Regions from separate parts of the Homo sapiens genome. Here region 1 is linked to region 2. Evidence: read pairs that join two places in POLR2A ChIA-PET (ENCODE). Cell type or tissue: PC-3. All regions are shown on one strand. Each heading gives the region's core, and the rest is flanking DNA. Links, peaks and the distances in the headings are about the cores only.

Region 1 (16,007 bases), core at 5,190-13,189, 130 kb before region 2:
CAGTGCCCTGCTTCTTGTACAGCCTGCAGAACCGCAAGCCAAATAAACTTTTCTTTATAAGCTGCCCAGGCTCACATATTCTGTTATAGCAACAGTAAATGGACCAAGACAAGAACCCAACCTCAAGAGCATACGCCTTCTATACTCTTAGGTATTAAGCCGTGTTGTGCTGCCAAGTTGTGTGCACACACACGCACAACAAAACATATATACAAAAGTAACCTAACTAGCTATTTTTGTTTTCTTCTTTGTACCTTCATGAATTTTCCATGTTTTCTTCAAAAAAACCACGCTATATCATTTTTCTAATCATCAAAAAATGTGGTTTTTTAAAAGGTGGGAAAACCCTAATTAGTGTGGTTTTCCTTAAGTGTGAAGACTTTCTCACCAGTGGTTTAAAGACACTGTAAATAGTTTCTGTTGTTATTTAAATTGTTCCCAAAACAGGTAGCTTTCAAAAACTGAAGCATTTTTGTAGTACGATATAATAAAAGAAAGTTAGTTATATTGGTATTTAGATGACGATGGCTTTTCCAAGCTTGAAGGTAGATTTCAAGACAGATGAATTGGTCAGTTGATTACTAAGAGATTTCATATCTTGACTTCAGTATATAAATTATTTTACAAAGAGATGCATACTATATATAACTAAAAGTACAAAAATTTAATTTCAAATTCAAACCTGTTTGGGTTTCCCACAATTTTACATTTTTCCATCTCTCTGCCCCTGTTCACTAGTGAAGAAGATGAATGAATGGGAAAACTCTAAGAATTTAGTGTTAGTAACAGTTTAATTTTTTTTAAAGTATACCCTACAACTAGGGGAGATCTGGGAGAATCAAACTCATAGATCCCTAGTAGGCATCAAATCCACATAAACTGAGTATCCCTTTGTGTGTCACATTATGATATTAAGTCCTTTCACATTAACTCCTTTCGTTCTGAAGCAATGTAGGGTGCAACAGTAGCCAAACGTGAGAATTGAGGAAAAGGCTGGGCTCAAGCCCCACAACAATAGTCCTATGTATTCAAGATTATCTGTGGAACAAAAGAATCCACCAAAAGCTAAGGGTGAAAGAATAAACTACGATTTTAATTGTAGGCATACATATAAAGAGTAGAGCCAAGATGAGATGATGATAGTCCTCTTTATGACAGAAGTTCTGTAGAAATAACTTTCAAAATCTCTTCAATTATCCTTTTCAACTCTCTTCATTTTTCTTATGGAAACTGGTATGGTTTGGCTCTGTGTTCCCACCCAACTATCTTGTTGAATTGTAATCCTCCAGTGTTGGAGGTGGGGCCTGGTGGGAGGTGATTGGATAATGGGGGTCGTTTCTTTTTCTTTTCTTTTTTTTTTTTTTTTTTTTTCAGACGGAGTCTCACTCTGTCTCCCAGGCTGGAGTGCAGTGGCGCGATCTCAGCTCACTGCAAGCTCCGCCTCCCGGGTTCACGCCATTCTCCTGCCTCAGCCTCCCGAGTAGCTGGGTAGCTGGGACTATAGGTGCTCGTCACCATATCGGGCTAATTTTTTTGTATTCTTAGTAGAGACGGGGTTTCACTGTGTTAGCCAGGATGGTCTTGGTCTCCTGACCTCGTGATCCGCCCGCCTCGGCCTCCCAAAGTGCTGGGATTACAGGCGTGAGCCACCACGCCCGGCCGATGGGGGTGGTTTCTAATGGTTTAACACCACTGCTCTAGTGCTGTCTCATGATAAGAGTTCTGCGATATCAGGTTGTTTAAAAGTGTGTAGCACCTCTCCTTTCGCTCTCTCTTCCGCCTGCTCCAGCCATATAGGACAGGCCAACTTTCCCTCCACGTTCCACCAGGATTCTTGAGACTTCCCTAACGGTGCTTCCTATACAGCCTGTGGAATTGTGAGTCGATTAAACCGCTTTTCTTCATAAATTACCCAGTCTCAGGTAGTTCTTGATAGCAATGTGAAGATGGACTAATACAGAAACTGTCAGTGGGGCAGAGAAAGTTTTTCCCTTAGCAGTAGAAGAAAAGAATATCCAATAAGTACTGACATCATATAACATATTAAAATGGTACACTGGCCTATTGATGCAGTGGTGTTTATTACCTTGAACAAAAACACATCCATGGAAAGATCCTATCCTCTCATAACTAGGGTAGATATTTCTAAATTGTATCTTGTTTCAAAAACTAAAGCTAGATACTGAAGTAACATAATACAAAGTCTAGAATTTTCTTTAAAAATTTCAAGCAAAAATAGAAAATGTGAAGATAGATGAAACTAGATGAACAAAATGATAATAATTGTTAAAGCTGAGTGATAGAGATGCATACTTCGTTCTCTACTTTTGTATAATTAGACTTTTTTCTACAATAAAAGGTTAAAAATAAACTGAGAAGTTATGTTTCTTTTGTCTAATTTACAAATCAATATCGGTATTTGAAGCAATTTAAAATATGACATATATTAGTGTTCTTTTCTACTCTTGCTTTTTTGAGGAGTATAAATGTATTTAAAGTACTCACACTTAAAAATACAGAAACACTCTCTAAACAGGGTTCAGTACAGAGTGCAGGAGGAAATCATTATGTGGTAATTAAAGTAAGAATCAGGAAGGAAAGAAGGAAGGAAGGAAGAAATATTTATGCTCCGCAGCAATGTAAAATATAGGGCAATTAAGTGGATTCTCTATTGTAATAGGTTGTGAATTTATCACTTTTCCTACAGAGGCAAGATTTAAACATTATCATAGGATACAAAAAAATTCAATATTTTATATTAAAGTCTCCTAGAACTCCAATTTTCTACCAACAGGAAGAAAATTACGTAGAGAATGAAAACGAAAAACCACTTTTTGCTTGCAGGTACTCAGGATTTAATCTTAAGGACAAAAGATAAATGTATTATGACTACCTGAAGCACATATCAAGGGAATTTTTTTTGAGGAAAGAAATGCTGAGTGAAGAGAAGGGAATTAATATGAAGACCATCAGAGAGATTCTTGGCTCTCAAACTTGAAGGAAGTAGAGTCCATTGATAAAGCAGGAAGAGGTCATATTTGGTATATTAGTTCATTCTCATGCTGCTATGAAAAAAATACCCAAGACTGGGTAATTTATAAAGAAGAGAGGTTTAATTGACTCACAGTTCTGCATGGCTGGGGAGGCCTCAAGAAACTTATAATCATGGTGGAAGGCACCTCTTCACAGAGCGGCAGGAGAAAGAATGAGTGCCAGCAGGGAAATGCCAGACACTTATAAAACCATCAGATCTCATGAGAACTCACTCACTATCATGAGAACAGCATGGAGGAAACCTCCTCTATGATCCAATCACTTCCCACTAGGGCCCTCCCACAACACATGGCGATTATCTTGAATTGTAGTAATTCAAGATGAGATTTGGGTGGGGACACAGGCAGACCATATCATTTGGCAACCTTGAATTTGTAGATGAGGGAGCTCAGCTGAAAGATTAAGTAAATAGTTAAATCTCCAAGATATTTGGTTTCCATCTGAAGCTCTTCACCATATGTATCAGATCAGTTATGTGCACAGTTTCATTTTTTTCTTTAAAGTGGGCTAAGAATTTATCAGACCCCTGCTGTATCTTTCATAAAAGCAGAGAAATGCACCAAATAAAGAACACAAATACTGACCGACTTCTGGCGGTGCTGGCATTACAATATTGCTCTGGCTTTTCATTAATTTCAAGTTGGTTTATTCAGTTCTGCATGTTCCAGAGCCTTTCACCTTCAGTGTTTTCACCAAACTTATTAACAGGAGTAGAATCAACAGGTTTGGCTATATCTCTTCTCTTCCCAGAGTATGCCAGAGGTAATAATAAAAACTAACTTCATTTCAAAGGATACTTCAGGGGAAAGAAAAGAAAAGCAGGGGTGTACATCATCTTTTGGTTTGATAAACTAATTCCAAATAAATGGAAGTTGGCTGGAGACCTTCATTTGAAACAATAAGGATACATATTCTCAAAGGCTAGCCCAAGCCTATGGACAGGATCCTTTGCTATTAAAGACCCACAGAGATGATGATATCTAGTTATCAAACTGCAGCATACTCTGGAATATGCTCTATAATACAAGGTCAATTTCTTTTAGAAGTTAGATATTAGTTAAACCTTGTGGTTTTCTAATTAAAATGTCCTGATGACTTCCTTTGACAGTAGTGATAACAGAATATTCTCATATAGACCTTCAGCATAACTTTTAAATTTGGCCTTCAAATGTAATATACAACAGTACAAGATTGCTAAAAAAAATGCAGAATATCCTGTTTATCTTTGCTCTCTAGTCTCCTTTTTCTTTTCTTAAAACAAAGGACTTGGGTTATCTACCTAAGGTCATCATAGCACTGTATTTTTTTTTCTTTAACATCCATATGCATGTGAGCCATTTAAAAGATTAAAATGTAAACAAAACTAAATACTTAGAAAAGCTTTTGATCCTCTGCATTTGTAAACATTTCTAAGAAACCTCACTTGGGACTCTCCTAGATATTGCAGGCATGGTTGAAGCAGTAAAATTCAGTTCTTAGCATGACTGGGAGAAAGGAAAGAGCATCATTTTACAAGTGAAAAAGAAGGCATTATTAACAGTCCAAAATTAGAGAACTGAACACTTTTCTGAGCAATTTTCCTATCCACAAACTGTGGGACCATATAATTAGTTATTTTATCAGACTTGACTTTATCAATAGCCACACACAAAAAGGTACAATTTAAAATGTGAATAAATGTGAATGTTTGTTGATTATAGAGCATCAATAAAAGTAAAGTTGCTTTAGATTGCTGGATATTATACTTATTTATATTTTGAACCCCCAAAATATAAGAATGAATACTGGTAAAACAAATGCTTACTTTTAAGCAATATTTTGACAAAGACTTCTGAAGAATCAAATTGTAGACCCCAAAGGTTTTATGTAGCAAGAGGAGTCAATTATACTTTAATAGCATATCTTTAAGAAAAACATCCCTTGCAAAGAAGATAGAATCAGTTTTAGTAGTATACTTGCCCTTTATCACTTTGAACAAATAAAAAAAGATGTTTAACTAAGGCTGCCTTTTTTTGAAATATAACCCTTCAAGTAGTATATGTCAAGAAAAAAAGAAAGGAAGAAACAAAGGAAGGAAAACAACTTAACATTTTCTCAAGAAAATTATAATAAGAAAGATAAATATGCAGAGTGGGCAATTAGATTATTCATTCCATTGATATAACAAGAATGAGTAAGAATCAGTAAATATCGCTGGGCTACTAGTTTGTATAGGGAACTGTCCTAGGGCCTGAATAAGAGCCCACAAGAAAAAAAAAGGAGAGAAAATAAAGGAGAGAAAGGAAGGATGCAGAAAGGAAGGAAGAGAGAAAGGAAAGAGGATGGAAAGAAAGGAAGATAAAATGGGTAGAAAAAAAAATCATTCTTGCCTTTAGTCTTATAGTATAGCTGGAGAAATAAAATGTATACAAAAGAAAAAATAACAATACAAGAAAGTGAGTCCAGTGAATTGCATCAATAACATGAGCTCAGGAATACAGAAGCAAGGGATCACTTCAGGTCAAGGGGTCAAGGAAGGAGTAGAGACATAACATGATACTTTGAGTTGAAAGGAATGAAAACAGGCGGGAGATGTGTTCCAGATATTGGAGAAGAAATAACAGAGACAAAAATGTCTGATCCATGTGATCCGTTCTTGCTCAGCCACTCATACAGATGAGTGGCGTGTGTAGGTAATACCACCAGGTATGCTGGGTGGACAGGAAACCCTTCCGGCATGGAGCAAAAAATAAAGACACAGATGGATGCCTTCTGTTTTGCTAGCTTCATCCCTGTTCACTCAATGAGATAGGTCAACTTAATTTTCCAAAAGATTGTCTACAGAAATTATTGACTATTTGGATTTATGAATTTTTAAAAATTAAATCCAAGTTACAGAGGCAAGTGATGATAAACTTGTCCAGATTTGAATATCTAAATTGACCACACCCTCACCCCAAGTCAAATCACTTTGGACTACAAGTCATGAACCCAGAGCAGGCAATTGCTCCAGAGGCTCTGAAGCTCCTCCTTGGAACTGTCCTCAGAGCCAATTTAGAGAAACAATCTGCCCCATTGCCGCCCAGGCATGTTTCACTTTTTTGACCAAAAATGGCATCACCCAGATTAGAGACCCACCTTAGTCATGGTATTTGGCTGCAAGGGACTTTGGTTGCATCCAAAACAAAATCCTCCTTCAAAAAGAGATTTGCCACCACAGGAGATAGTCAAAGAATGAGCTGCAGGCTCTGACGTTAATTCCAAGGTATCCATTTCAGAAATATTTAAGGTATGACAGCATTCTTAGGAAAGTTGTATGTACTTCCCAAATGACAACCTTAAAAGGGACAGAGTGCTTTTGCATTTGGGTTTTGGTTTCTCTCTTGAAAAAGATTCAGTCATATTGAGATGTTGTTGACATAGCAACTGAACATGCAAAATTTGAATCAGGCTGCTTGGATTCGAATCCTAGCTCCTCCATTTACTTGCCTTACTCTTAATTTGCCTTACCTTGATTTTCCATCTATAAAATGGGAATGATGAAAATAGTAATGTACTTCATTCAGTTGGTATAATTATCCCACTCATAATACCTGCAAAGTGTTTAAACTAGTACCTGACACATAGTAAGCACTCCTAATCCTAATATGGTAGTAGATATTAATGTAACAGTTTAGATTGGGGCAGTTTTTCTAAGGACAAATTCATATGAAGACAGCAAAGTACTTAATGGTGTACATACTGTATTCTGTTGGCAAATAACTTTGACATCAGCCCTGTTATTTGTTATGTAAGACTGTCTCTGCCATGTTTGATTGTACTTTTCTTCAAAGAACCATCTGCATTTCTGGACAACACTCTCCATACGGACTGGTGTATTTCAACTTGAAATCAAAATTTGCCATAAGATGCATTTTTGGTTCTACCAAATGAATATAACTATACAGGCAGAGAGAGTGCAGAGAAAATGCATAATATACATGCATATCACTATATCTGTGCTAGGAGGACACGGGTGTAACTTATAATAATTATAGTTTATGATAACTATCGTATGTCTGATTAAAACCACAAAGAGCCCAGAGTCCCTTAAATCTATGCATAAAGTCATACTTCTCCCCTCCCCAACTAGTGCTCCTTAAGCTCTTCATAGTAAACCCACAATCTCCTCAAAATCTTAGTTCATAATGAGACAATGGGTCTTTGTTTAGTTTGCTTTGTCTGCCATTTCAGTTTCCCAGCATGAAGCCCTTGCTATGCTTTCATGGCTACACTTTAGCACATTAAAAATGAATGGGCAAACATTTCTTCAATCCTTTCTGCTTACAGTCTTTTAAGTTTGAAGTCCGGGATCTTTTATAAACTAAGTATATGACCTTGAGCAAGTCATTTAATATTTCTAGGTCTGTTATTTCTTCAACAAGGTAAGATAATTGAGTTATTTTAATTTTACGGTCGAAGATCCTTTTCCTTTTCTCATATCTCTTCTCACTGGATAATACCTTGGAAAGCCAAAAGCCATGTGTAATTCATTATATCCTGGTATTGGACTTTAAGTCACAGAGATGTGCACGAAGGCAGATATCACACCGTGATAGCCAAGGCAATTTCCTTTAAAACATTATTTTTTTTTCAATTTAAACCCATTATACTGTCATTTTAATTGTTTACTAAAAAAAGAAATATATTTGGTTTAAATTGCCTTTATTTAGCACAGAATCACTTGAAGGCTTTCACTTTGAACTCTATCATTTTCATGTGCTAAGGCCTCCAGGAGACACACATTCCCTGTAAAAGTGTTCACCCGGATTTTATACTCTTGTGCTGTGTCTCTGTAAGTGGGTTTTATGTTTCTTAATAATAACGCCACATCTTTTTCTTTTATAGCTCTCCCTCCTGTCGAGTTCCTAGAATTGTAGTCTAGACATAGTAGAAACTCAATAAAAGTTTTACTCATTGACAAACATCTGGGCTTTCTGCAAAGAACAACCATGGCTTAAACATTTACTAGTTACCATGGCTCAAGTAGCTGTAGAGGGGAATTTATGCCCTTGCTGCTACTGAGGTTGACATGTCTGTACTTACAAATTTCTCTGGGAACTGGTAAATTACCTTTTTGCATTTCTGATTCATCTTTTATAAAAATGAGGAGCTACCTTAAAAGATTACTCTAAACTGAGTGAGATATTATATATAAAACTTCCGGCACACGGGGTAAATAAACATATTACTGAGATATTAATACCTGGAGCACATGGCTGACTATAGTCATTTTCTAGCTGATTCAATGCTCTCAACCCTGCCCTGATTTAGGGACACACAACTCAGTTACCTTAGAAGGTATTTTGGTAAAAAGAATGGATCTGAGTTCAACTGGCCTTCAGAAGCTTCTAGAAGCTGACAAGTTTATCAGCCCCAACAAAAGCTTAGGCAAGCTAGGGTGAATTATGGCCTGGACAGTATTCCAAAAGTAACAAGCAACAAGTAATGTGAGTGGTGCATTCCATCATAAAGTAAAAAAACCTGTTTTCCTAAAGTACTGAATTAAGAGGAAAAAATAGATAAATATATATTTTACATGTAAAATAGTATATATAATAGACATAAATATCTATTTTATATAAATATATAACTATTTACAATGTATATATTTTCTCTATTTTATATACAATACATATAATATGTATTACATAATATATACAATAATATACAGTATTTTATATATAATTATATATACTTATACACACTTATATATAAGTATATGATATATCATTTATAATATATAACAATATATTTATATATACATATATGTTATTTATAATATACTATATAAAAATATATTTATATATATTACTATATATTAAAAATATTTATATATTATAGCGAGTATATATAGTAATACACAATAGAATAAATTTTTATATAATTTAATTTTAACATAATTATATAATATAGAATATATTACATAATTATATATTATAAAACAAAATTACATAATTTTGTATTACTATATTATTATAACATAATTATATTAATTATATAACGTATTAAATTTTATAATTATTTAGTATATAATTATATTTTTATTATAACATTAAATAATAAAATTATTAAAATATAATTTTATTATATATTTTCTATTTTATGTTAAAAATAGAAACTATATAAAAATATATATATTCATATATATATTTCTATTAAATGTAACTAATTCCTAACTTCATGAAAATGTTTTTGGATGAATTTTATTTTTATTATAATTAATGAGAGTTTTTTGATGGGGTGATGGCTCTCCTAGATGACCAAGGTTCTAAACACTACTTATACTGTCTAAGTTCTTGAAGCAAAAATTTCATGTTCTCCATTTCCTTGGTTCACATTTCAGAATAAATTAGAAAATAAGTAGCATACACTTTTGATTAATAAGTTTAATGATGGAAAGTCAGAGCTTCTAAAAATAACAATTATGACCATATAATTTTTATTATGTTATTTTATTACACATATATAAAATTATGGTCATAATAAAGAGCAAGCTTATAGGTGGTTTAAAAAAAGTTCACAAGAAATGACCCCAAATAAATTTCCCATTTTTTTTAATATAAAGAAACATGGTTATTTATATTTGCTTGTGTGTATAAAAAGTATTGGGAGTTTTTAAAAGATGTTTTTAAATGATGGTCCTTGTTTTAAAGGGAAATGTACAATAAAGTTTTAAACCTTGGAAAAAGAAAGGTACTAGAGTTTGTTTTTATTTATAATGAATTTTAAAAGGTATTGTTATTCCTATGGTGGTTGTTCCTTTTGGCAATACTGCTATAAGATCATCCACAATAGCAGTGCAGCATTTTAGCTTTGTCTGAAAAAATACATTTGTGTGTGTGTGTGTGTGTGTGTGTGTGTGTGTATATATATATATATATATGCTTGTGTGTGTATGTATGTATATACACACATATATACATATGTATATATGTACGTACACATTTATGGGTGTACATATATACATATGCATGTATATATACACAGAAACATATACACAGACACACACATACACACACACACACAAATATATACACACACACACACACACACACACACACACACAAAATATCAATTGAGACCTCTAGTGGAGCTAAGTGGGAACTGTCCCACTAACTGCTTGCATGTTTTAACTTCATCAAACAATAATAAATTCCTTCCTAGAAAATGTAGGGGTTTTGGTAATTTTAAAAGCCTGCCTATTTACCTTTCATACATGTATTAACTTTTCCTTATATTTTATATCAAATACTTAATAATTAAAATGATTATATACAAAATTTAAAAAACAGTTGCTATGACTACAAATGCTTTAAGACTCATACCGTTCGAAGTGTGAAAATTGTAACAGCGTTTGGGTAGAAAGCTCTTTTATTCCCTGGTGAAATGACTTGCTGTGATTTTGTACGCTGGAGATGGAATGCACATTGGGAGTCTGGTATCCTGTTAACGATGATGATGCAGAGACTAAAAATACTTGACATTTGTATGTTGTTTGACATACTGGGAAATGAAAGCAATGTTGAAGTACTGTATTACTGTCCCAATCCCAAATAAAATGGCAAATGCTGCAATGTACTCCCAGTAATAGGAGACCAGCTTGAAAATGAGAAATGGCTAAAGGAAGGCTCTACAAAATATTAATAATGGGACTGTGAACAGAAAATGGTCTATACAGATTTTAACAGCTGCATGTGAGCTAGCTGAAGAAATAACTAGCTCAAATGTTTTTTCATGTACTTTAATTTTTGGTTTTACTTATTTGCACTGTACAAAGAAAACCAAATTCAGTTTGTAAAGAAAGTCCCTGAAGTATCATTTATAGATAACTCTGACTGGAGATTATCCAAGAGAACATGAGACTTTTCAGCTTGGTAAACACAGTGTTCAAATGAAACAGCTCTGAATTTAAGTAGAAAAAATGCTCAAAAGATAAGGTTTTGACATCATTAATATGCCAGTAATTCAAATGAGGTAATATTGTTTCCAAGTCACACATAAACATAAAGTCAAAAACACTTACCTAACACATATACATTGACTACAAACCCAAGGTAAAGTTCAGAAACACATGGGACTAACCTTACACTGAACAAGATCCCAGTATGTTTGTATTAATTCATTTTTTAAAAAATGTTTACTCATTATCTCTCTATATAGTTTTTTGTTTTGTTTGTTTGTTTGTTTTGACAGGGTCTCGCTGTGCTGCCAAGACTGGCATGCTTTGGCATGATCTCGGCTCACTGCATCCTCAAGCTTTCAGGCTCAAACTATCCTCCTGCCTCAGCCTCCCAAGTAGCTGGGACTACAGGTGCACATACACCTGACTTTTTTTTTTTTTTTTGGAGAGACGGAGTTTCACCATTTTGTCCAGGTTGGTCTTGAACTCTGGACTCATGCTATCCCCCAACTTCAGCCTCCCAAAGTGCTGGGATTACAGTTGTGAGCCACTGTACTCGGCCTAGATAGAGTTTTTGATTTACTTTTGAGGGAAGGGTGAGACAAATCAAAGAGTGTATGTCTGTACGTTTACATTTACCTTTGGGAAGTCAAATTCCCATATTAAATTACTGAACAACAAGAGGTGGTATTATATGCTTTCCTAACAACATGAAGAGTTGCAGATAAAACAGGCAATAGAGTAAACATAGAGTACTGTAGACCAGGATGCTTGAGAAATCTGTGCAGGAAAAGGAATTTAAACTATGATCTAAACAATGGGTGGGATTGGGATAGGCTGAGAATGGCATTCCTCCAAGTATGGCAGAAATTGGAGCAAAATCTTAGAGGTAGAAAGAAGCTTAGGACAGAGCTTTAGTTCAGGGAAATTATGAAAAAAAAAATGGTAAAGCAATGGCCCATTAAATCATTTTGGACTTCAGACAAAATGGACATAACTGTAAGTAATAAAGATTCCATAAAAAACCGATGGCTACAACGGACAGTGCTGGTGATGGCAGGAAGGAAATTAACTCTAAATTGAAGTTTCAGATACTGCCAAAGTATTTACTTGGTGATTGGTGAACACTGACTTGCCTCGAGTGCTATAATAGATGGCATTGATAATAGGTAGGATATTACCAAATAAATCTTGACCCAAGCTTTAAGGAAAATGTAATCCAACTGTCAAGGCAAAACTTGTGCTAAAAAATATTTGGAAACACACAAAAATAATTTATGAGTAAACTGAAATCTGCTTAATGACTAAGATAAATGAGAATTTAGCCAATAATAACCCAAATCAAATGAGGTTACAAAATTTAAGCTTTGTATAACACTCCTCCACTTTTTTTTTTTTTTAAAGAAGTGCATTATCATGATGGTTAATTTTATGCGAAACTTGGCTACACCATAGTACCAATATACTTGGTCAAACACTTGTGGATGTTGCTGTGAAGGTAATTTTAGATGCGATTAACATTTAAATCAGACTTTAAGTAAAGCAGATTATCCTCCATTACATGGGTGGGCCTCATCCGATTAGTTGAGGGTCTTAAGAAAAAGACTTAACCTCCCTGAGGAAGAGGGATTTCTGCCTGTAGACTGCCTCTGGACTCAACTGCAACATCGGCTTTCCCTTGAGTCTCCAACCTGATGTCCTATCGTGCAAATATGGGACTTGCCAGGCCCCACAAATATGTGAACTAATCCTTAAGATAAATTTATCTCAGGCTTTCTCTCTCTCTCTGCCTCCACACACACATACACACCCTATTGATTCTGTTTCTGTGGAGAACCCTGAGTAGTCCACAATTGTGAACGAGATTGTTAGAGAGAATGTTGCGATAGATAAAAGCAGCAAACAAATCCTCACATGTGGGAAACTTCGTGGGTTTTGTTGGATTTTTTTGTTTTGGCTTCTTTCCCTCAGAATGGAAAATTTATTTCAAAGCACTTTCAGAAATGAAGTTAATTAGAGGTGAAAACCAGTGAGACAAAGGTTTTTGACTCTAATGCTTTAATGAAGGTAGTGGTGGATTGGCCTAGAGTCAAACAACGCATACTAAGCACTGACATAATATGGATGAAGTGCAACCATTAGGAAAACAGTACATTTACATAATTTTTAATGTCACTAAATAATACATTCCCCAGTAGGCTGCTCCTCCTCCAAATTGTTTTCAATCAAGGTGTTTCCTTAAAGAATTCCTTAAAAATTTATTTTCAAATTTCAACATCAACATATCATATGATCCAGAAATTCACTTCTGGATATATTCCAGAAAGAATTGAAAGCAAAGACTCGAACAGATATTTGTACACCCATGTTCACAGCAGCATTATTCATAACAGCCAAAAGGTGGAAACAACCCAAATATTCATCAATGGATGAATAAACAAAAAGTCGTATATAGGATATTATTCAGCCACAAAAAGAAATAAAATTCTGACATATGCTACAACATCCTCAAGACATTAGGCTAAGTGAAATGAGGCAGACAGACAAAGGTCAAATATTGTCTGATTTTACATTTGAGGTATCAAGAAGAGTCAAATTCATAGAGATAAAAAGTGGAATTCGGGTTACCAAAGTCAGGGAGAAGGAGGGAATATGGAGTTATTATTTAATGGATACAGAGTCTCTATTCGGTGTGATGACAAAGACTTGGAGATGAATGATGGTGATGGTTCCACTTCAAGGTGAATGTAGTTAATGTCACTTAAAAATAATTAAAATGGTAAATTTTATATTATGTATATTTTACCACATTAAAGAAAATCCCTCTTTTCTGGACAGGCAAGTCAGCCTGAAAAGAGGGCACCGAGGAAAATTTATAAAGAGAAAGATCATTAGATTGAGGCTGATATTGGAAGGAGATAAAGAAATCTGGCTGAATGTAAACTTAAGGGTCTCAAGACAATGATAGCATCTATATTCCTGTGCCAGGAACAATCAGATGAGCCAAAGTATACATTGTAGTGAGTAGCATAAACTCTTCAGAGGATACACCCCCACACAAAATACACAAAATTTTCCATCTAAACTTTTACTTATGAATAACAGTGGTGATTGCAAACAATCCTTCTAGATTTGCTTTTGAAATGACCATATGATTATAATTGAAAAACATTTACTGATCTCTATCTGAACCCAGAAAAGGCATGAGCTATATGGGTTTCTCATTTGTCTACTTTTCTCAGAGCGTATGAATACATTTACTATATTGTAGTCATTTTCTAAAACTTCCTTGCTAGAGTTTTAATTTATTAGATATATTCAAAATGCAAATTTTCAGAGCCACCAGTTATAACAAGACATGTTGGCTATCTAATGCAATATCAGTCAGTTGCTTTCAACACAAATTTCAGGTTCTTATGATGATATCTTTTGTTTTGGTTTGGTTTTTTGGTTGTGAAGCTTGGGAGATTTAGTGGAGGTAAATCATCGATTATAATCCAAGGGACATACTTTGCATTTTTAGCAACAAAAACTATTTCCATTCCTATCAAATTTCTATGAGTTCACTTCTACCTCTACAGAGTTGTAAAAAAGCCTAGTCAAAAATGAAGGCACACATCCCCATAGCACCACATAATCTCCAAAGGCTCTTGCATTTCATTGAAAGGATATTTAATAATCTCCTTTATCCATTGCAAAATCTTCCACAATCTTGCTCAAGTCTCAAAGCACAGTTACTATTGATTTAGCCAAAAGTGCCCATCTTGGTTTTCTACTATTTTAGTGGTTAAAATGGTAAGATTATAAAATCATATTGAAGGAATAGAAGAAAGGCGACAAGGTGTAAATCGGCTGATAGCTTATCTCTGTATCCTCTTAATCTCAACTTCCTTGTTTGTATATAGGCTGACATTGACTTTCCTGACATATTCTTTATTTCAGGCCAAGACAGCATTTTAGAAAATGTATGCCCACTACAGCACAGTCCAATATATGCAGTGATAAGATGAGAATTCCAACAGATTAACTCACAGATGGTTGTTAGGCTATATAGATGATCTTATCTCCAACCCTGCCCAGAAACAAACAGGAGACCATTGTGGAGCTCCCAACTCAGCTGTTCGGGACTTAAGATGAACTCTGCAGCAGCCAAGTCCTACATAAACAGGCCTTTCTGGGTGGTCATCCTGGCAGTGTGAAGTATGATTCATTGAAGTGGAGAGTATTCGAGATGACAGAGGCACAGATGACCCCTACAAGGTTCAAATTAGAGAGAGTCCAGGAGCAATAATGAATCCAAAGAGAAACTGAAGCTATTATTTTGTCCAAAGTCAAACTACTCTCTCAGCAGGGAGCACAGCACTTTCTCAACCCATCTCTTCCTTTTGCCCATCAACAAACTCTTCTTTATTTTATTATGCTTGACACCAAACCAGATTTTCTCATTCAAATCTCTGTTATATTCAGTCTCCATGGCCAGAATTAGCATGCAGTGTTTGTCTTATTTATTCTTGACTCTTTCACTGGGAACTAAAATATTTGGATTACATTACCCATGACAATGAGAGTTCTGATGGCAAAAACATGATCACATTCAGTTGCCAAGCAAATCAGATATGATTTTGCATGCCAAGCATAAAAATTTGCTAAAGTGTTGGTATTTTTAAGTTTTCCTCATACATTTACTTTTTAAAAAATTTCATCTTATCCTCATAAGAAGCCCTAAGATAATTAAAGCAGGTATTATCATCATATTTAATTTAAAAGATGAAGCTGACTCACAGCAAATTCAAATTTATTTTTCTTATACAGGATTGTGGTGATGACTACTTGGGCAAAAATCACATACGCACATCATAGGGGCTAGAGGTACGTTCAGACACCAAACCTTTCTCACAATTTATATGAATAATGAGTGCCGAGCATAGCCTGGGAGAATAGTCAGCCAGATGTTTTCAACACAAATTTCACATTCTTGCAATGCTTTATTTCGTTTGATTTGTTTTTTTGGTGTGTAGTTTGGGAGTTTTCA
Region 2 (16,007 bases), core at 3,493-11,492:
GGTGTACTTTATAAGTATGGTCTCAAAGGCGATGAGCCACAAAGAGAAACCATTGAATAATGCCATTCAGTGAGCTGTCTCAACAATATACACAAGCTGGTATGAGCAAATCTGAAATAAACAATAAGATGGTTCACTCTTATGCAACTATATTTTCATAGGATTATTTGTATCTGATTTTCTCTGCAAAGGAAGACATCTAAATTGATATGCTTGCCTTTAAAAGAATAGTTTATAAGTTCCTATTTCACAGGTTAGGAGCATAAGAAAACACATGTTCGGGAAAAACACATGTAATTTCTGCTTAGAATACAAATTTAGATTTGATATAACTCCAAATGTTATAGGAAATCATTGCACAAGAAAGAATGAACTTGTCTTTATCGGACTCTGCAAGGCATTCAATTTCCCCTTAATTTTATGACATGATTACAATAGGAATATATGCCAGACCATTTAAGTGAAAATTGTGAAATATTATGAATCATTAATTTGTAAGCAATTAAGCTGTAGAAATGAAAATGGCAGCTTTTAGCAAGAACTCAAATGATATCCAAGGATCATAAATAAAAGGGAGAAAAACATAAAAGATTTTTATTCACAAAGTGTTAAGGCAATATATAAAGTTCCTTTTAAAAAATTATTTTAACTCTCTAGTTTCTGAGATGTAATTTGAATTAACCCAAATTGATTTTGAGCTACCCTTCCAAATTTTAAAATCTTATACAAGATAAGATGGTATTTGATAGCATTTTAAAATCACTAATTAGCTTTGATGAAAGATTAGTTTGCATAGAAATGTAGCTAAGTTTTTAAGTTGGTTTTTATCCAAATATATTAACTTATAAGCTAGGTAGCTTATTATACTCAAGAAGAAATATTATATTGAGTATGAAACAAATGTAGAGTGTCTTCAGTAAGCTTTCTCATTTTTATGTCTACAAATTCATGCAATGTTAAAAAATTAACGTGGCAAAAACTTTTTAGCAAAGCATGCTGAAGAGTGTGAAGCAGGCTTAACATGCACTGGTTACGAGCTTGTATGAGTCTGGTGAGATAGAACACCCATGCACACAAGTTACATGAGGCAGATTTATTACCTATTGATATGGTTTGGCTGTGTCCCCACCCAAATCTCAACTTGAATTCTATCTCCCGGAATTCCCACATGCTGTGGGAGGGTCCCAGGAGGAGGTAATTGAATCACGGGGGCCAGTCTTTCCCGTGCTATTTTCATGATGCTTAATAAGTCTCCCGAGATCTGATGGGCTTATCAGGGGTTTTTGTTTTTGCTTCTTCCTCATTCTCTCTGGCAGCAGGCACCTAAGGAGTACCTTTCACCCTCTGCCGTGATTGTGAGACGTTCACCAGCCACGTGAAACTGCAAGTCCTTTCTTTTGTAAATTGCCCAGTCTCGGGTATGTCTTTATCAGCAGCGTGAAGACGGACTAATACACTTATAGATAGGCAGAAGCTTAGGATTCACTATGAGCTGGTCCCCCAAGAGGAAGGAAAGCTGCCCCAGGGCTGATAAAGTCTTGACTATGAGTGCCCTACTTGCAGCACAGCTGAAAGATTGCAGAAAGCAGCCCGCCACTCTGTTGCCCAGGCTGGAGTGCAGTGGCGTGATCTCGGCTCACTGCAACCTCCGCTTCCTGGGTTCAAGCACTTCTCCTGCCTCAGCCTCCCAAGTAGCTGGGATTACAGGCGCCCACCAACATGCCCAGGTAATTTTTGTATTTTTAGTACAGACGGGGTTTCACCATGCTGGCCAGGCTGGTCTCAAACTCCTGATCTCAGGTGATCCGCCCATCTTGGCCTCCCAAAGTGCTGGGATTACAGGCGTGAGGCACCCCGCCCGGCAGCCTACTCTGGGTTTTAAACCCCAGGGCATATGACTTGCTGGGCTAAAGCATTGAAATACATCCTGTTTTTAGGTGGGAACTGAAACAGAGGCCACACTGTTCTGGCCAGTCCCTCCCTATCTCAGAATGTTACATTTCTAGCACATTCTACTTTTATGCTTTAGAAGTTCAAGTGAGAAAGTGGGGAAAACTGGGTTAGTCCAAGTCCACCCAGAAAAGTGTCCTGCAAAAAGCATAATACTATGCTAAGTGGATCTTTTGTTGTTTTATTTACAAATTGTCCTAACTACCTAATGGAACCAGTCATGGTGCTCTTGAATAAATGAGGTTTTTAATCCCAGCTGTATAACAAATGGTAGAGTCCGAAAATATGTCACTATGCTTTATCACAAAATTATTCTATTCCACCAGTGTCACTATTGAGAAATAAGTTTCTAATTCTTCTCAAGAATAAGATTCCAACTATTCCCAGAAGAAGCAACTGATATGCTTCATATACAAGCCATGTGGGACTGGCTTTATGATGACTGGGGTATTTTCCCACTGAATATGCCTGTTACCCAGGTCATAATAAATGTTGGGGTTAAAAGGGCGCCTTTTCCACGGGCATCCCAAGTGACATTACTCCTGCAGAATCATACAGCTGTTTGAGAAGCCTTATCAAATTTGCTATCCTTCATGGGTCTTACAGATGCTTAATAAAACATTAAGGTAATTAACAACAAAAAAAATTGGAAAGGTAAAAGGGACTCAAAGGACTAGCCCCTGAAGGGTGGTGAAAATCTTTCGACGGTTATTAAGAAATGAAATAAATACAATGAAAATTTATGGGGTTAAAACAAAGGTCTTAACAACACTATTAATGGTTGGGTGAACCAAAGGGAAACCCTGCTGGTCTCCCAACATTAAAGGGCCCACACCAGTTTTCTGCATTTGCCCCAGACTGGGGAAATTTACGGAAAACTAAAAGGCAAAGATTATAATGAGAAAGCTGACATTGCCTGGGGCAACAATAAGGCAAATTATGACAAACGTTGACAAAAAGGCCTGAGTGCCTTGGATCCACTCTCTGATAGGAACCTAAATTCTCTTTCACCAGAAAAGCTAAAATGGTCTGGGGGTAGGGAATAAAAGTTCCTGTGACCAGAATATAAGAATGTAAATGTTGATCGGATTATGAAATTTGAGAGGTTTAAACAGGCTTTATGTAAGGTAGTTGTGACTTTTTTGCCTAAATGTTTTATAAAAATGAGTATTGTATCTGAATGGGGGATGTTTCCTCTAGTTCAATAAAACTGAGGATGTAAAAGAAAAGGAAAGATTACACTATTGTGAACACATGCAATATGAATACATATCACTCCTTTGAATACCTCTAAAAACCTTAAATGTTTTAATGTTCTAGATGAAATGTTACCAGTAAAATATGCAAGTAGTTCCAAAAGTTGTTTTATCAACCACAGTTTATGAAAGTGGCTCATTAGAAAGGTAATAAATAAGTCATTTTTATTTAATATACCATGGATTTGAGGACAAATAAGCAGGGAAATGATTTTTTTCTTAAGAAAAAATTGTGTGTTTTTCCAAAAGAAAATAATAGTAAAGACAACATGGTCAAGAGTCATTTTTTAAAGTGGAGGAGAATTTTTTACAAAGAATAATGCTGAGATTGAAGAGGTCCTAAGCAAGTATAATCTTCCATTTTTTAATAGAATGGATGACATTGGGTCTTGAAGTTACTGAAATCTTTACAAATATCTTCAGCTGTGGACAAGCCAAAAACCTCAACAAACGCAGCTATATCCTAGAGCTGATACATTCCTATCCAGAATCCTTGAGACGCCCTCAGTGTCTCTGACAAGCCTTCCTAATTTCCCACTACTTGCAGTAGTCCTAGCCCCTGCACTTATCAAGGCTATCATACAAAGAAGAGAAAGTATAATATGATTTAAAGAATCTTTATAAGTTTTACTGAACTCAGGGTGCCCAGGAGATTCAACGGTACCATAATTTACTCTGTGCAAGACTAACCTTCAACAAAGGAACAAACAAAAAGTTTCAGTCATTTTATACATGAGTCCTGCCCAAAAGTTCAGATTCTTCATTCTCTTCTCAAATCTTTTTTCATATCCCTCCCTCCTCCAGGCAAAAATATACATGTGTGCTGTCATAAGTTGGAGAAACAGATATCCTTTCTGATACTCCATGCTGTAGAACACTGTCAATTGACTAATTTCGGATGCAGAAATTCCCCACCCTACTTTAAACACAAATAATGCCTTAAAGATTTTATGTTGATTGGGTGCAGTGGCTCACGCCTGTAATCCCAGCTGTTTGGGAGGCTCAGGCAGGAGGATCACTTGAGTTCAGGAGTTCGGGGCCAACCTGGCTAACATGGTGAAACCCCCTCTCTACTAAAAATACAAAAATTATCCAGGCGTGATGGCATGTACCTATAATTCCAGCTGCTCGGCAGGGGTGCTGAGGTGAGAATCACTTGAACCGGGGAGGCAGAAGCTGCAATGAGCTGAGATCATGCCATTGCACTCCAGCCTGGGCAACAGGGCAAGACTCTGTCTCAAAAAAATAAATTAATTAATTAAATAAATACATAAATAAGATTTTATGTTAGCTAAATTTTGCTCACAAGCTAGGAAAAGTAGATTTATATCAAAGGACAATGAAATCATGTAGATAACAAAATTGGAAGTATGATAGAGTTAGTCTAAAGCAATTCACTAATAATAAAGGAATAAACAAACTGTATGATGTAAAAGTAGCTTCATATAGATTCCTACTTAGGCGTGACATAAAGAGGGAAATAAGATGATAGCTTCAAATATTTTTGGATCTTAAACATAATTCAATCTACTTCCCACAATGTTAATATTATTCCTCCAATGCTTAAACTCCCTTACCATTTACTCCTAATTAAACTTTTTCTTTTTTATTACTCTTCAACTGCTCACTCATTAATTACCACAATCTACTTCCATAACCATCTCTCAGGAGAACATTGGCATGAGCCCACCTGCTTTTTGCTACATTAGCATTGCTGATAATGCAACTTTCTGATATTTTCTGAAGCTTAGTATAAGACATTTCTTTAAGCTATGTTTGGAATTATCTTACCTTGGTCAATGTGGAAGGGAAACAAGGATTACATGAATTGTATGCTCTGAATTTGATAAGACAGCTAAAGTGGTGACGTCATACTGTGCACAGCCTATCTCGAAAGTATTTCAGTTCCTAGTATTAATTTTATCTTCAATCAAATTAAAGCCATTGATAGCACACATGAACATGCACGCGTGCGCAAACATGCACACACACAAACACACACCAAAAATGAGTATCTTTTATGAATGAAAAGGACGATGAAATACAAAGCCCTGCTTTATTAGGACCACTGAAGAGCAGATTCTACATCTACATTAAAGGACTTAAAGGATGCTTCACTTTTTCCATATTTAGAGTTTGTTTTTCAGGATTCAATATTATCTGCCCAATATCCATTTTTTTTCCTCCCTCATTGTAATCGTAGAATCCCTGGGGTCCCTCCTCACTCCTACTGCCCCATCTAGCAACTACAATTCCCAGCCTTCCTTGCATCTGGTTGTGGTCACGTGGCTAATGGGGCATGAGAGGAAGTGACATGTGCACCTGCGAATCACTTCTTTGGAAAGGAAGCTGCTTACTTTCACTTCACATTCTGAAGTCAGGAAGAAGTAACAATTTAGGAGCTACTTATACTCAGAGATGAAATCTAGAGCCTCCTACCTGCCCTAGATATTCTGCCCAACACTGGACCAAATATGCAAGAGAAATACATTTATATCTTATTTAAGCCACTATAGTTTTGCAGCTTAGCTAAACCTGCACCTTAAATAATAAATATATCAAGCAGCAAAGAAACCTGTTTAACTATTAATAACCTTATGCAACCAAAACTTACGATGATAGAAATATAAGTTCTACTAAAAAACTAGTGTTCCAACCGCAGTGATCTAAGAAATGAGGAAGGGATAAACTGTAGCTTAGAATTTGTATATTTTCAAATATAATATGCTAAGGTTATCATTCAATTGTGTTGTTTATTCTATCCAGATTTTTAAATGGGCATATTTGTATTATTGTTTTCCTTTTTTTGATCTATTTTAATTTAATTGATATTATATATAACATTATATATATCTTATAGATAACATATATATAATAGAGTAACATATGTCTGTTATAAAGCATAACAAGATAATGAACACTCATGAGGCTTTTATCCAAGCAGATAACTAGAACCTTACTAATAACTTGCATCTACTATGTTTGTCCAAGTTGGTTGAATTTGGAAAACACAGATTCATCCAATACTTCTTTCACCAACCCAGTGGTTCTTAAGATCCTAATTTTAGAAAACAAATCAAGAGCATATTAGTATCACTTGTAAATCACACATGGAAATTAACCATAATACAGAGTTTGAAGCTAGTTATGAACCTTTCAGCATTCTAAGCTTTGTATTTCTTATCTTTAAACACTGTATGAATTCCTCCATCATAGACCTACAGCAGATTTTATATGAGATATTGCAGGTGGAGGACCACTTCTTAGAGCCCTCCTTTAGTGGGCATGTAGTCGTTGACTGGAAAAGAAGAAAATTGGAAAGAAAGAGGGGGGATTGCTGATAGTGGAAAAGAGGTAAAGACTTCCCAGCACAGTCAAAGTAGAGGGAATGTTGAGTGAAATGACCAGGGCTTCCTCAGGCATTCTTGTCCGTGAGTGAGTGAGCAGCTGAGTGTTGGGTGAGGGGCTGGTAAAGACAGAATATACTATCCTGTCATCTTTTACTCTACTATAATAAAATGTGATTAACTATCCTGATGCATATGAAATGCTTAGAATAGTGCTGGATACATAGGCAGCCTTATGTACACGTTTGCTAAAGCTGCTATGCTTGGGCAAGAATGTAGAGAAGCTACTCTGTCATACATACACGTTATTCCTTTAGATAAGGGACATTAACATGTAAAGTTCTCTCTTCATGTATTTACATTGAGTCATTAGAATTTAAGCCACTGGAATGTACGTATAGTAATTTACATTCTAGTGACTCAGTTTAAATAAAGGGTGAATATTACTTATTATGTTTACCAAGTTTGGAGTTTGTTGATGTATCCTCAGTGCCTCTGTGATCATGTCTCACACATAGTAGATGCTCGATCATATTTACTGAATAAATTTCTAAGAAATCAAAATTTCCCAAAAATTTACCCTATTAAAATCATGCAAGTTGCTCTCTCTTCTGAAATGATAAATGTATCAGTAGGCAGGAAGACAGCAGATTGCTAAATAAATTATTGTGAATCAGAATCTGTTGAATTTGAATAATGATCCCCAAATCTTGTTGCTGAACAGAATTATCTGAAAGAAATTCATAAATACAAATTTCTGGGGCCAACATTGGAGTCTCAATCAGCAGATACATATTTTTGTTTGTCTGTTTTACTTAGTTGAAGTCAAATTTTATTTGCAATTTAGTAATCTGCCATATAAATCATACCATAAATGACTGTTAAAATACCAATTTCACAAGCATACTTTTTCATGAATAAATAATACTCCATTGAATGAATGTCATAAATTACATCACTTTTTATTTTCATTGAACACAGGTTGCTTACATTCTTCCCATCACAGTAATATGTTTAAAAGTATTTGTATTTAAATGTTTAAAAATGTTTGTGTATTTAAAGATGTATTTGTTGACAAGAGGTAAATAGAAATTTTTAACAGTATGTTGTTGCTGAGGTATTTTCACTTGTTTTTTTTTCCCCAAGGTTTTTTCCAGCTTTATCAATATGTACTTCCCCATTTGTAAACTATCCAAGCAACTTCTAAGACCTGGCAGCAACTCCCTGGCACAATATGATGCAAGGAACACTCCCAGAGGAGAGAATGAAGCAAGTCACCTAAGCCTCCTGGGGATACATTTCATAAAATATTAGATCATGTCTTAGAAAAAAGATCAAGGGTGGCCCAGATCTTTGCTTTCCCTCGAGTGGCTTACGAGCTACAACTTTACCTCTGACTTGTCTATATATACACCCAAAAAAAATTCTGTTCTGGTTTTGCTTTCAAAACGTCTCAGGTTTTCCATTATTTTCCAAAATATGCTGGTTACCCAAATGTAGGACCTCAACTTCCTACTTTGAGTACTGAGGGATAGAATTCCTTAAAACAGTCTTGATTGATCTCTAGACTTACAAACTTCTTCCCCAGACAATCTATCCTGCTGCTAATGTTAAATTTTCAAAAAGGCAAAATTATGATTCTTGTTCAAATATGAAATGAACAAGGATTAAAGTGAGGGAATTAATGGCTGAGACAATCAGTAAGATGTTAAAAGCAGTTCAAGAGAGAACAGAATATATACATATAAATGTATATGTATGGGTATATGTGTGTGTGCTGTGTATATAAAATCAGGAATGCTGAACTGCAGTTGCTAGTAAATGCAAAACTGGTTAATGTCATATAATACAATAAAATGTAAACTTTGGGCTCATCTTTTCTACAGAGAAGGAACCAATTTTTTCTCAAACAATCAAAATTTATTTGCATAGTCACAAATTTTCTACAACCTAACTTCTACCTCTACTCAGCTGCAATATAGCTCAGTCAACAGAAAAACAATCTAAGGTGCGCCTTTCTATACAACCAGATAAACTCATCATTTCACTGAAAAGACACCCAGTAATCACTACTTCACCCATCATCTCTTATAATTACTCTTTACTGCTGTTTCAGCTTTTATAATACAGCCAATGTCATGATCTTCCCTCTGCATCCACATTAATCATTCCAGAATATACCCTCCACTCAACATAGGTCAATTTTTGCCACTTCCTGCACACTTCATAATTTTTCTTCCTGCGCTATCCCAAACTTTCTTCAAAATAATTCAGCCAACCTGTGTGGTAGATGCTTGACAGATAATATGAAGAGATATATTTTCTACCTTCAGGGAATTTACAGTCTAAAATGATCTTTCTCTTTTTCCTCCATGTATTTGCCTCCTCTTGATCAGTCAGTACTCACTATTCACTCTACTCTTGCAAAAAGACTTCTCCAAGTGCACCAGTCAACACTGACTCCTTTTCAATAACTGTGTGACAAATGGATGTGGCATGTGGGCTTTGAGTCCTTGATCAGTTTACAAAAGCATTTAGGACAAAGGTTGTATTTTAGCCTTTTATTTCAAGTAACTTCTACATCTATTACTTTTTGTGTTAAAACTGATAACTGTTACTTTAGATGCAAGGATTGTGTCTAGGGACTCAATGACTTCTGCAATCTTCATGATGAAATGTTTCTGGACCACTTTTGCTATCAAACTTTCTTGATGTAGTTAATTGAGCTTATCTCAATGTATGATTCACAAAGCTTTGATTTCAGACTGACAGCTGTCACATAAATATAGACTCAAATGAGCATAAATTTGCAGGTGCTGATCTATAAAAACATCTGTACTGTGAAGCAAATCACTTATAAAACCTCAACGGAAAAAAAAATTGGAAGAGGAGGTAGGAGTAGTCATAATCCTGGTATTTGATAAAGAGACTACTATCCTTTTAATTCCTTAATTTACTAAAAGCTTCTTACTATACTGATAATCTCATTTTCTGCTACTAAGAATGAGTAGGTAAAAATTATGCATCTCTATGAGGCTGTACATTTCAAAAAAAGAGTAGGAGAAAGTACACTCCCACAGGTTAAAATATTAGCATAAAGCAATTTCACATCCTTGGTTATATTATTATGGGTTTCTACTTGTAACAGTCACACAAAAGAGCCCTCATAAACTGGATCCTGAGTAGTTCAAATATTTTACAATGAAAATAAAATATATGATCTGAATGCAAAATCAAATGACCAACTACCCTTGCACTTTTATGTTGATACCTGTATCATCTTGTTAATAACTTCTGAAAATGAACTTGGTCCAAGCTCTAGTAAGAAAGCTATTTTAAATTAAAATCTCTTTCTCTGTTGTAAAAGTTTCATATTAGGTATGTGCATCACATTACTTTCTAACAGAAACACAATAGTAAGCCAAGTAAAGTCAAATTGCTCGCCACATCAGTTAAAGGTAGATAGATTAGAAATAAAATGATAGTGAATTTGCACTTAGAACTGAATGGACTGGATAATCATCTAATGGCTGCATTATAGTGAGGAAGGGCTTCATTTCCATCTGTTCTTAGAAGCTGATCAGCTTGACTAGATGCTATAAAGGATGAGTCACAGGGCCTGCAGGAAACATAGAACATGTACTCCGAATAAACTTTTTAAAAAATTATCTTCCACTCGCCTTTAATCTCAGCACTTTGGGAGGCCGAGTTCGGCGGATCACGAGGTCAGGAGATCGAGACCATCCTGGCTAACACGGTGAAACCGCGTCTCTACTAAAAATACAAAAAAATAGCCGGGCGTGGTGGCGGGCGCCTGTAGTCCCAGCTACTCGGGAGGCTGAGGCAGGAGAATGGCGTGAACCCAGGAGGCCGAGCTTGCAGTGAGCCGAGATCGCGCCACTGCACTCCAGCCTGGGTGACAGAGCGAGACTCCATCTCAAAAAAAAAAAAAAAAAAAATTATCTTCCTCTCTTCCTAAGATCTCTTCCTCCCACTTTTTGTTTTTATTGTGAGGACTGAAAACAAAGCAAAAAAAAAAAAATACAACTTGAAGTAATAAAAATTAAAGTTATTTTATTTTCTGCCATTTGTTTTGAAGTCACAGACATCTACATTAGTAGCACTTTAACTTCTTATTAAAATGACCAAGCAATGCTTTGGAGCATGTTTCTGAGAGTAAAATACAATTACAGCTGCTAAAAACAATAAAATCAAAGACGTTATGACTGTTTGATTTAAGTGATGAAAGCATTGGAAGATTCAACACCAAGAAGATAAATAAAATGGTTATCTATTTTCTGTAAGAGTAGAATTCCAAGACTCTGGATGACAAAAACAACATGGAGTTGGAAGAACATATCCTGCTAGAAAAATAATTAATATTATATTAGCAGAATTATTGTCTAAAGTGTATTCAGGAGCCGATAGTAAGCTATCATTACAAAATTTACTTCAAATGAAGAACTAATTATTTTAAACTTGATACTAAACTATTTGTTTTCTCAAAATACTTCAGTTGGAGAAATTGCTTAGGTAACTATTAAAAATTTAATATGTACTATATATTTTGCAAACCATATTCTATCACGGTGTCCTTTGTAATACACACATAAATTACAAATTAATAAATTAACAAGTTTTGGTTCTCAGCGATGGTCATATATTCCATGAATGTTTATTTCTTTTTATGGCTACTTATGAGTTTCACGCTTCACGGAAAATAATGCAGTAATATCTACACACCCCTTTTGTCTACTTAATAGAATTCCAGAACTGGTGACCGGGAAACATTTTTAAAGCATCCAGGTAATTCCGATGTACATAGTATAAGATTATACTTTAATAAAGAGTGTTTTAAATAATAATGAATTCATGGAAGCTAGCATTAATCTTTTTTAAAAAATTCACATTTTGGTATAAGCATGGTGACGCTTATTTGTCAGGTATCTATTGTAATTGAAGGGACAGTGATGTAATTTATCAAATAGAGTAGATAACATAATATTTGATAATTGATTCCCATATATGGTATTCACTTTCCTAATTTTGCTTAATTCAAGACAACTTTAAAGTGAAGTCCAGCCACATTCTGGGTAGCATATAAGAAAAGATGTCCTAAAGATATGCAGAATTGTTGAGAAGAGATCCAATGATGGTTCTCTATTATAACCTTTCCAAATGTGATAGATTATTACAATATTTTAAAATGTGGGAGTAGGGCTCTTGGCCTTGATATTGGACAACGACATATTGAGTGCAATTTTCCAAGTGGTAAAAAGATTCCAAATGACAATGGAAGGACATACAAATGATCTTAAAATTAACTGAAACTGCAACCAGATACACTTGATCCACTCTCCAACCATAAGAATGCAACAACAACATCAACAAAAAATAGTGATTGGACATGGAGGAGCAAAATGCTTGGTGCACGTGACAATGTCTTGGACAAACAACTGTTAAGTTACACCCCTACCTTTCTGTAAAAACTATCAAAATTATGTATCTTCAAAAACAGTTCTAAGACCAGAAGTTTTTGTTTGCAGTGGAAACTGTTCACCCCTTACTTTTTCAAACAAATCTTTTCTTCCATTTGAAATTTTTCTAGGCATCAAATAGACACTGCTAATGTGCCTTAAAAAAAAAAAAACAGAATTTTAAAGAAGTAGTGCATGGAACAGTAAGATCAGCTTATGAAACGTGCATCATTGGGGTTGGTTTTTAATCTTAGATCTCTTTTCTCCTCATTGGGCACATGCCACTTTCATTAACATTCAGGGAGTTGCATAGATGCATTAAGGAAAAGAAAGTTCCTTCAGAGTAATGAGGCCAGAAGAGTATGACAACATCATCGTTTCTCCCTCTTGCTGCGCATTTACATTCAATACTGCTCTGCTACCCCTAATACGCCTTCTCAGCCTTTATATTCTAAACACAGATGAATAAAGTCATTCTTTGCTATTTCATAACCACTGCTACTGTAATTTTACAGATAGCTAAACACACTGGAATGTGTATTTTTGTAACTAGAGGAATGATTCAAATGATTTTCTTTAACATCTGCTAACTTCCATGACTGAAAATTTATTGAATTCTGCCTGTAAATTTGCTAGGGGCTATTAAAGAGCTAACAGAAGAAGCTCCCTGCTGTGTTGTGCGCACAATTTAAAGAAACAAAGCAAATGATAAAATAAGCATTTGTGTAGTTTTTATAGTTTATAAATTACTTTCAGAAGCCTTATGTAAATCAATTCTCAAAACTACCTTCAGTGCTATGTATGGATTAGCTTAAATGTATAGAAGTCTTTAAGTTACTCAGGGCCACAGAGTTCGGGGAGTAACACAACACCTCGAGCTAGGTTCACATTTGCTTCCCTACACCATTGCTCATGCCATACACAAAGTTAATGTGACCATTGACCCAAAGTAAGAAACTGAGACAAAATAAATATAGGTAAAGGTAAAGAGTTTATTTGGGCTAGGGCTGAGGACTGCAGCTCAGGAAGCACTTTTAAGTTATCTTGGGAAGTACTCCCATGAACAAAACAGAGTCTTGAGTTCTTAAAGAAAAAAGGACGAATCAGTAGGGAGGCAATTACAAAATCTGTTTCTCAGGAATTCTTGTTGGTTTACAGAGATAACATTGATTAGTGATTGGCTATGTACTGTGGAACTATGAGTTATTGTGTCCAGCGTATGGCAGTTTTAGGTTAATTTATAGCTACTGATGGTGATACTGAGTCTAGAGTCTATACAGCAGGTGGCTTCTAGATGATTACCTACCTTAGGTGGGATGCCTGTGGGGCAGGGGCTGACATTCCTCAGATAAAAAGTTTCTTTTCTTTCTCATGCCTTTTTGATAGTTGCCTGTATGTTGTTCCATATTTGGAAAGATTAGATTGCCATCCCTTTGAGGGCAACAATAAAAGCTTTTCTTAATCTATTTGCATAGTTTTCTAATAGTTGATAGAGTTTGAGCTGAGTCTTACTGGGAACAGATAATAACAGATAATAAAATCTATTTTGAACATGAAAGCAGAAATTAAGGAGGGAATGAGAAAGAGAACAAAACAAAGACACATTTCACTTAAAGGAACATGAAAGACTGCAGGGAAGATAAAAATCTGGATGTGACTCTGCATGAAATCAAGTTACCTGAAGTGGCTTAAAGAGGGTAATGTTTGCCCTTTCTTTCCTTTCTTTCTTTCTTTCGAGATGGAGGCTAGCTCTGTCACCCAGGCTGGAGTGCAGTGGTGCCATCTCGGCCCACTGCAACCTCTGTCTCTCGAGTTCATGCGATTCTCTTGCCTCAGGCTCCCGAGTAGCTGGGACTACAGGTGTGCACCACCACGCCCAGCTAGTATTTTTAGTACAGACGGGGTTTCACCATGTTGGCCAGGCTGGTCTCGAACTCCTGACCTCAGGTGATCCTCCTGCCTCAGCCTCCCAAATTGCTAGGATTACTGGCGTGAGCCACTGCGCCAGCCAATGTTTGCCATTTCTAAATCATAATGCAGGGAACAATGGTGTTCTCTTTGTAGGTGTGGTTGAGTGTTAAAGCAAAAGGAAGAACCATGGCTCAAAGCAAAAAACTTACCAAATCCTCTGTATATCTGAACTGAAGCCAAAATTATTGAGGCAGAAATTGAGAAATACAATTTGGCTATTGAGAAGAAAAAAAAAAGGCAAACACTAAACCTAAAGTAAAGAACAGAGAGGCAAGCTAGAGAGAGAGAGAGAGAATCAATTAGCGAATCAAAGCTCTTGCCTTTTAAAGGATTAGTACTGAGATACACAGCACAATTTTTCCCGCAAGTTAGGAAATGGTGGAAATAAAGCAAGAAATTTAGTGTTTACTGTCCTATGATTCAGAAGATTACGGTTAGTAATTACTAAAGGTAAAAACATATAACAAGTAGTTGATCCACACTAATTAAAATAAGGTATAGTTGAGGATAATCTATTCCAGCTTTGTATGGTTAATAAACTTGTCTTTTATTACTAGTCGATATCTCCTGGGACACTATAAACTGCCTTATGTTAATGGATGAGTTCTATTTACCTGATATTTGGACAATTACTGGAAAATTTTCAGGTGCTTATAATAGAAACAATGTCTAAGTTCTAGTAGAAATATTAATTTACTTTTCAAAACCAGACAGGATGCTTATATTTCACCTTTCTTTGCATTTCACTCTTTCACTGTCTTAGTTACATCAGTCTTCTTTTCAGGAGACCCTGATCAAATACGTGTGCTGATAGAATTTCTAAGATGGGTTATGCACAACTGGCTGACTTAAGATTACCAAAGCAGAATCTAGCTCATTTTTATTTCTTTTTATTTAATTAAATTGGATGTGTAATTTTATATTATGGAAGGAAAAGAGTTTTAAAGCAGCTTAAATTTTGGCCTAATTTGAGAAAACCTTTTTCACATTTCAGGTTACTAAGATGATCTTTAAATGATGTTTCTAATTATTGTCAATTTTGCCTATGTGAAGAATATTGAAGATAACTTTCCCTGCACAAAATATGCTAATTATTTAAGTTATATAGATTATAGTTTTCTTTCATGTCAAACCAACCTTCTATGTTTCAAATACTTTAGCATACTCAACGGGAAAAGTTCAGAAACACTCAACAAAATGGTTAATACAAATGAGCCTAAACAAATTTCAATGTGTTTTCTAAGTTTCATATTATTTTAATATAATACACACTGTCAATTTAAAAAGTCACAGGACTAAAGTTCTCCTTGTGTGCAAATTAAGTATCTGTATAAGTAATATTACCTTTTTTACTTTCCAGGTCAGTGTCAAGGATGACTTTTTGAAAAATAGTATTTATTGCCAAAGTTTTGTCCTATTTATGGTATAATCTAGGTATATCAAAAGAATGCCTTTACTGTTAGTTTTATTTTGTTTGCTGTAGAAGAAGAAAACACTATTTTGATCTTTATAGCAATATGGTTTATGTTCACAGCTATTAAATCTATTTTCCTACTGAATCATGTGTTTCTGTGCTCCATTTGCAATGCCAAGTGAAGTTTTCCCACTGCCTCATTAATTTAAATTATCAATCAAATATGCTTATGAGAACTAAGTAAAAAAATATGATTTTTACCCTGACATGAGCTTCGCTGGGCTTTTCTCCCCTAAGGGAGGATATGCTCAGCCATATCATCAATGTTCTAAAGTATGAAGGTTTTGCGATTTAAGGTTGAATGAGTCCTCTACACTTTTATGTTCTCATTGCGGTGGTTTTTAAACTGCTTGATCCTGCTTTCATTTATGCCTCTTTTAATAGATAGATACAATAAAGTTGTCTGTGCCTTCTTGTAGGCTGAGGAAGGAAAACTATATTCCTTAGAGATTTAAGCAAAAACAGGCTTGAGTATTTGGATAGCAGTACACTCACCCTGGTAATCCTCCAACAAAATGCTCTCTAGTACTTG

The links. Peaks named below come from ENCODE experiments on the same cell type or tissue, not always from the same donor. Only the 100,000 strongest peaks of a DNase experiment are listed, where the experiment ranks them.
Region 1: POLR2A ChIA-PET joins it to region 2 with 5 read pairs; 2 of 35 experiments call an interaction of 5 or more read pairs at or near these places.

Annotation. Positions count from the first base shown.
Region 1 is chr21:26,810,350-26,826,356 of GRCh38, reverse strand. No RefSeq gene overlaps it. Among named protein-coding and RNA genes, the nearest start is that of ADAMTS1, 27 kb to the left of the region's middle. RefSeq lists an enhancer at 6,970-7,591. In PC-3, for the core only: a CTCF peak has its summit at 10,155; a DNase peak (open chromatin) is centred at 10,156.
Region 2 is chr21:26,675,972-26,691,978 of GRCh38, reverse strand. No RefSeq gene overlaps it. Among named protein-coding and RNA genes, the nearest start is that of CYYR1, 110 kb to the right of the region's middle. In PC-3, for the core only: no CTCF peak of the experiment used is centred there; DNase peaks (open chromatin) are centred at 5,518 and 6,968; H3K27ac peaks cover 815 bases.